3 separate regions of the Homo sapiens genome follow, and all the other regions are linked to region 1. A link is a loop called in an ENCODE intact Hi-C map of the cell type or tissue named here. Cell type or tissue: heart left ventricle. All regions are shown on one strand.

What was found. Peaks named below come from ENCODE experiments on the same cell type or tissue, not always from the same donor. Only the 100,000 strongest peaks of a DNase experiment are listed, where the experiment ranks them.
Region 2: a loop joins it to region 1, with 2.5 times the contacts of the local background. A loop is called at or near these places in 4 of 110 quality-filtered maps.
Region 3: it touches region 1 in a loop (2.1-fold over the local background); 19 of 110 quality-filtered maps call a loop at or near these places.

Annotation. Positions count from the first base shown.
Region 1 is chr12:11,890,934-11,893,433 of GRCh38, forward strand. It overlaps ETV6 (ETS variant transcription factor 6), which reads left to right. Exons shown (of 8, transcript NM_001987.5): 8 at 8-2,500. The coding sequence ends at 113. Among named protein-coding and RNA genes, the nearest start is that of BCL2L14, 180 kb to the right of the region's middle. In heart left ventricle, a CTCF peak has its summit at 1,246; a DNase peak (open chromatin) is centred at 1,018; H3K27ac peaks cover 1,304 bases.
Region 2 is chr12:11,620,883-11,623,382 of GRCh38, forward strand. No RefSeq gene overlaps it. Among named protein-coding and RNA genes, the nearest start is that of ETV6, 28 kb to the right of the region's middle. In heart left ventricle, a CTCF peak has its summit at 1,292; no DNase peak of the experiment used is centred here.
Region 3 is chr12:12,016,919-12,019,418 of GRCh38, forward strand. No RefSeq gene overlaps it. Among named protein-coding and RNA genes, the nearest start is that of BCL2L14, 53 kb to the right of the region's middle. In heart left ventricle, CTCF peaks have their summits at 1,109 and 1,310; no DNase peak of the experiment used is centred here.

The sequences.
Region 1 (2,500 bases):
TCCAAAGGTTTATGAAAACCCCAGATGAAATCATGAGTGGCCGAACAGACCGTCTGGAGCACCTAGAGTCCCAGGAGCTGGATGAACAAATATACCAAGAAGATGAATGCTGAAGGAACCAACAGTCCACCTCAGCGGGCCAGCAGCCCAGGGAACCCCTGCCCACCAGGATTGCTGGAAGTGTGACGGAGCAGGCGGGCTGAGGAGAGTGGAAAAGGAAGCGACCCAGAAATGGCAGGGACACTTCTCTTGCAGACCAAGAGGGACCCTGGAGCACCTTAGACAAACTACCCAGCACAGGCGGGGCTGGAATTCTGGCGGAGGGCATGAGCCTGGGACTCCATGTCACGTTTCCTTCTGATTTGGAATCTCTCCATCTGTAATTCCTCACCCTCACCCTTCCACCGTTGTTAGTATCATGGTGTTTTTGTTTTTGTTTTTGTTTTAAGAACCTGCAGTTTGACTCTTCATCGTTCATCTAGGGGAAGACATCTGATGTTGTTTTCCTATGGAAATATATATCTATTATATATATATTTTTTGCAAATCTCACAAAGTGCGGCAAGCCCAGCTGGTCAGGAAAGAGAATACTTGCAGAGGGGTTCAGGTTCCTCTTTTTCCTGCCACGTGGATCAGGTCTGTTCCTGTTACTGTTGGGTCTTGGCTGAAAAAAAAAAATGCTTTTAAAAAAGATAAAATGAAAAGGAGAGCTCTCTTTTTCTCTCTCTTGCTCTGTTCTTCCCTTGGTCCCCTCTGTCCTCCCGCCCTGCCTGCAGTTGAGATTCAGATGCCTTCTGACAGAGTTCAGCCTCTTGGAGAGTCTTGGGGATTGTTGGCACCTAAACAGAATCAGTGACCCGGGTGCTTTGTGGCCAGCAGCACAGAATCAAACCCGCATCCCAGCATTGGGCCACCCATCTGAGGGAGGCCAAAATCATCACAGATGCTGCTGTGCTGCAGACAGATACATGCTAGTCCAGAGAGCCGCCCCTGAGATGGCTGTGAGAACCATGTGTCTAAGGCGTAAGATAAGGATGGAAGGCTGTCCAAGTTATTTGGAAGGCCTCGGCAGCTTGGGATTAGCTTGGGAGCGCAGCGCTGCAAAGTGGAAAATATGAAAAGACCACACAGGCCCAGCAGTCCAGAAACTGGGCAAAAATATTCTGCAGTGGGGATTTATTTTTCCAAAGCAGGTAACAGAGGCTAGTGAGAAAGAAAAGCTCCTCTCTGCTCCATTCCAAAGGCCATCTTGTGGTCAGTTTCATGCCCTCACCTGATTTTTTTTTTTTTTTTTTTTTTTCAATTCCTAACCTTTTTTAAAGTTTCCTGGTCTCCACTGGACACAGAGCTTTGGAGACGGAGGATCCCAGAGGGCAGTCTCAGTTGCAATCAGTGTGTGCCCAGCCTGGGCAGACAGGAAATTCCTCGGATACATTATTTTTTCTTTCTTTCATAGCTGTGTCTCAGAAAGGACCCATTTGTGGCTCTTTTTCACCTCAAAATAAGATCGATGGTATCTTGTAAAATGAGGGTAGTGCCACTTCTTAGTATTTTTGAAAGCTGTTTTAGATTTTTTTTTTTTTTCCTTTTCTAGCCATCTAAATTGACTCTTCCAATATAGGTCTCAGAAATCCAATATTTGGAGTACAATTTCTTTTAATCCAGATTACACCTGCCTTACAAAGCACCCCCTCCTTGTTCCCCTCTGTTTCCTCTACTCAGTTGGGGGAGAAACTCACAGCTCCTCCGGGATACATATGTGCCCTCAGCAGCAGCTCCCAGGTGAAGTTACCAGACCCCTGGGCTTCTCCCCAGCTTTTTCTGAGTTGAGTCAGACATGTAGAGTTTGGGTCACACAGGCAAGAGGAATTTTCCCTCGGCCTTACTGACAAGGACACCAACCTAGGGTGCAAACAGATGGACTATGGTTCAAGGACACTGGAATTGAGGAGCTGATCAAGGCTCTCTTCAGCCTTGCTCTGTCCCTGCCTCTTATCAGAGCACAGGTAGACACACGGGCATAGCCAGCCCACTCCTACTGTCACAGGCGCCCCACCATTCAACCTTCCGGGAGGTCAGGGACCTTCTATATGAGGCGAGTGGGTCTCAGTCTGCTTGAATGGTGATGAGATTCTGCTGGATCTCAGCACGCTGCAGGTGTCTTTTGAGAGCATTCAGTAGGACATGGTGATCCCTATTTCAGCCTCTAAGATGACTGGTATTCTATCTGAAATGCAGAGATTAAGCCAAATACCTGATGTATTGTGAAAGCCACTGATTTTAAGAATGGAGAGAAAGGGATTTTTTACTGCATCCCTCTGTATGAATATGAAATCAGAGACCAGGGCATGATGTTGCTAGGATTAGAGCCTCTCAGTCTGGCCTCTTCACCCAAGTGCAAGAACTCAGTCTCTTACTGTTCAAAGAATCTTAACAGTTGAATTATGGAGGGAAATTCCCTTTTGCCCCAAGCATTTCTATATTTAAAGCAATATCCCAG
Region 2 (2,500 bases), 270 kb before region 1:
CATATGTCCTGATACAGTGTTATCTGGACAGTTACTATTATAAAATGCTGTAAGCCACAGAAATAACCAAATTTCCTTGTTAATTGCACTATAATGAACTCTCATCAGATCTTTAATCATGGTTATTTGTAAGTCTTTTGCCATTCACAGCCAATTATTGTTTTATGATAATTCTTCTCTGAATGCTTTTGCAATCAACAAGTGAAAATGCTTCATCTTCCCAGAGACCATGGAAAAGACTCAGAGAGGTATTCTCAAGTATTTAAGATTATACCACTGGATTGGGTAAAGATTTCCAAAACACTAAAGAAGAAACATGAATTCATAAAGCTGCAAATACAGCATCAAGCAAAACAAGAATTAATTCCATGGGACTGAATGAACTGATAAGAATAATTCTAATGTGTATGGCCCTTTTGTTTGAAACATTACTGGTTCCTTAATGTTTTTCCATATTTAAGAAACCCTTTTTCTCTGTTTTCTTAAGCTATCTATAACTTACAGTAACTTGGTAAAGTATACCTTTGTGAACAAAGATGAAAAGATAAAACATTTACTTTTTTTGAGACAGGGTCTCACTCTATCATCTGGGCTGGAGTGCAGTGGTGCGATCACAGCTCACTGCTTCCTTGAACTCCTGGGCTCAAGCAATCCCCCAACCTCAGCTTCCCAAGTAGCTGGGACTATAAATGTGCATCACCATGCCCAGCTATTTTTTTTTTTTTTAAGAGATGAGAGTTTCACTGTGTTGCCCAGGCTGAAGTGATCCTCCAGTGAAGTGATCCTCCAGTTTCAGCCTCCCAAAGTGCTGGGATTACAGATGTGAGCCACCATGCCCCGCCAGAAACATTCACTTTTTCTCCCCACCCGATCCTTCCAGAATTCGGAAATCTTTATTGAATATTCTTATTTTCATGGTGATGTATTTACATATGTTCAGTAAGAATCTCTTGTCCTTATAACAGAATGCAATTTGAAATATTACTTATATTAGCAAGGCTTTCACTGGAATATCATATTTTAGGATGATGCACATAAAATCAGATAACATCAGACAGTTTTAAGGAACTGTCAGAAGCACTTGAACAAGAGCAACTCCATCTTGAATAGGGGCTGAGTAAAATGAGGCTGAGACCTACTGGGCTGCATTCTCAGATGGTTAGGCATTCTAAGTCACAGAATGAGATAGGAGGTCGGCACAAGACACAGGTCATAAAGACCTTCCTGATAAAAACAAGTTGCAGTAAAGAAGCCGGCCAAAACTCACCAAAACCAAGATGGTGATGAGAGTGGCCTCTGGGTGTCCTCACTGCTACACTCCCACCAGCACCATGACAGTTTACAGATGCCATGGCAACGTCAGGAAGTTACACTGTATGGTCTGTAAAGGGGAGGCATGAATAACCCATCCCTTGTTGAGCATATCATCAAGAAATAACCAGCAGTGCTGGCGCTGATCTGTCTATGGAGTAGCCATTCTTTCATTCCTTTACTTTCTTAATAAACTTACTTTCACTGTAATCTATGAACTCGCCCCAAATTCTTTCTTGCTTGAGATCTATGAACCCATTCTGGGGGTCTAGATCAGGACCCCTTTCTGGTAACAAAACTAATGCTGACTTTATGAAGCCAGTGCTTAAAAAGCCCCTTGAAATATTGGCCTGGTACCTGATTAACAGGGTTCCCAACCTAACAGGTGAGTAAAAAAGGTCACTTCTTGGTAGGCCCAGGAAGCTGAAAATATTTTGGGGACCTCAAGAAAAAAGGAATTCACCCAAATCTGTAGGTATTGCTGGTGAAGGCTGATGGATTGGTTTCCAGCTTTGATAGGCTTTAACAGTCTAACCTGAAATTCCTTATTAAAAGTTGCAACAAAGCAGACTCAAAAAGAGCTTACATTGTCAATCATTATTCTTGCTATTTTTATGTAATAATCAGGCCAAGGTCAATGAGATTGACTTATTTTGCAACAAAAATAGTGTTACTTTGATTATCTTTCATAGAAATAGGGGTGATTGTAGAGAGAACTATGCTGTTTCAATTGAAAACTATAGCACACCCTTGTGGATTGTCAAATTCTAGCCGTGTTCACTGCCTTTCAGCTTTTTTAACCTCTCTGTAAACTGACTCCTGCTGTGTTTTGCATTTTGTCAGTAATTAACATTTCTGATTTTAATCTCACCTGATTTGGCACCACTGAGAACTAAAACCTGACTGCCTAGATCCGTATTGACACTACCCAGAAAAAGCCCTGCAAGCTGAAACTGGGCCCTTCCGTGCTCTGCTCTGAGAAATAACCATAACTGTCACATTGTATATGCCATTCCCAGAGACATTCAAACCACAAACCCAGAAACACTTCAGACTGCCACGGCCCGTCCTCCTTCTATCACCTAGAGATGCGTTGAGCCCAACATTCAGAAATCTTCTCAACTGATTGCCCTCTGGCCTCAGAAACTGGGTTTATAAACAGTTCTATCTATTAACCTTGGTTTTCTTT
Region 3 (2,500 bases), 130 kb after region 1:
GAGTGCTTTTTCAATAGCATGTTTCTATCATTTCTGGAAGACAGCAAGTTAGTTTCCCCCCGAGGTGGTGGGAGAGGATGTTGTTTGTGGTTTTCCCTTTTAGAGGGGAGTTACATTTGTTTTTGTTGTTGCTTTGTTGGTTTATCAATTTTTTTGTTTTGCTGTGTTGTGATTTGTGTTCATGAGGAGTTGGAGATGGCGGTTGGGAGAGAAAGTTTTGGAGGGGTAGGAGGAAGCAGAGCCTATGTACAATGTCTACAGGGGCTGATCACACAAACAAGGTCAAGGTGGTTCAAAGTCATAGTCAGATGCCTGGGGGCCTGCCAAACACCACATGCCTTGGTTAGGAAATTAGTGACAGTTTGACATCTGGGTCTTGTGTGATTGCCATCCAAAGATAAGGAAGGGAAAGAGGAGAGTCCTGGCATGGAGTTCCAAGCAGGCTCAGAGCCCCGGGCCTGCCTTTCCATCACATTAAAGAATGTGGCTGCTGTGCCCTGGAGCGGTTCCCTAGTCACACCAGGTGATGGGAGCCAGGAGCATGGGATAGAAGGAGCCTGGTCACTGTCCAGCCCAGAGTATCGCTCAGTGTTGGCTCCCCTGCCAGTCTCTTCCAGGGTATCTGACACCCAAACAGGTTGGTGCCTGGAATTAGGGTATTAGGCCACTGGACCTTCTTGGGGAGCTCTAGGGGGTCTCTGGGAACTTGAATAAGAGCTGCTCCAAAAACTTCTCTGAATCCTGCACCCCTCCCTTAGCAAGCAGTATGCTGGTAAAAGGTTAACAACCAAGTATCTGGCGAAAAAATGCCCTGATTCATAGCATTTGCTAACTCCCATGGTGTAAATACTCTCCTACCTTGGCCAATTTCAAGTGGCCAGTGTTATGTTAACTAGATCACAAAAATCCTGAAAATTAACATTGAGTTTTCTCAAGCCAGAATGAGCCCCTCTTCTACACCACAGCCCTGAGCCCTCTGGAACCAAAGGAGAACTCAGAAATCAGGAATCATTTGGTCCCAGGCTTTCCAGGTGCCAGAATGAACCACGAGCTCCCGGTGAAGCCGCAAGTTTTATGAGTCTGCAGCACCTCACAGTGGAGGGACCCTGGTGGGGGCAGGAGGAAGGAACGGAAGTTGGCTAATTAGAGACCCTAAAAAGCCCCCAGAGAATGCAAGTAAGAGAGAAAAAGGGATTGGGAGTAAATGCTAGGAACTCAAGCATTCAAACCTCTGTGTGGTCCACAAAACAAAAACTGTGAGGTATTTAACCACCTCTCCTTCTTATTTCCTGAGTGTGTTCCTGTCTCAGTCCATCATTTTCCAGAGAAAATCTTCCTAAAGGATGTTAGGAAGCAGCTGTCCATCCCATATCCCTGAGAAGGGGTGCCCTGCCCCTGCAACGTACTAAACACAAGGTGGTGGCTGACATGGAGGAATCTGTCCCCTACACACATAGGACCACTCTGCCAGCCAGGCCCAGGTAGCACCTGGGATGAACTCCCCTCACCCTGCTCCCTGGTCCTCTCCCTACTAAGTCCCATCTAACACACTCCTGCTTGGCTAAGGGAGGAAAATCGCACCTCCTCCAACTCCTCTGATGTCCCTACAGTCCATCCAAACTCACTTACAAGAGTAAGGATTCTTGGATCGACACAGGCCCCTTCCCTTGGGCAGTTTCGGCTTAGCAGGCGTTCTGGGAAGACAGCCAAGCAGTAACTCACTTATGAAAGACTTCATTCTGTGCCTGCTCTCCTCACCCAACAGCTGACACACATGGACCCCCCTCGCTGCCATTTTAGTGGCCCTGGCTGGTCAGAACCTACTCACCTGGCCCGAGAGGCCCACAGTGTCCTGCCTCCACTCCCTTTCCTAGAGCCCTGGATTCCATTCCTACCTCTGCCGCTAATTGCCTCGAACACTCATTTAATCTCTTCTGACTATGGTTTCCTTATCTGGAACACACAAATGGTTGGACTTCAATAATATTCCATACAAGTTTTATAGAAAAATAAGATTTGTTTGGAACTTTAAAGCGATCAAGTATTTTCACTTAATTATTACAAAAAGTATGTGATATAAGTAGTAATATTAGATAATATTAGGAACTGAGGCTCAGAGAGCCTGGGAAATGCATTCCAGATTACCTGGATAAGAGGTAGCCCACCCAAACTCGATCTCATTCCTCTGACAGCCAACACTGCACACAGACACCTGAGCAAGTTGCTACAACTGGGATCCCACAGCAGAGTCCCACAGCTGTTCCTCAGTTAGCATTCATGTCCCTTTGATTCACCAGTTTAACACAATAAATTCCGTTCATTCTAGGCTGAGAGACTAACGTGAATACGCTCAATGTCCAGGAGAAAACTAGGGTCTGTCCTGAGCAAAGTTGGTGAGTGAGCGCCATTTACCTTCCCTGAGCCCCCCAACCTTCTGTGCACAATTCTATGTCCTATACCTTTGCCTTTGCAATCTAACATTCTTCCTTGTCTTTTTTTT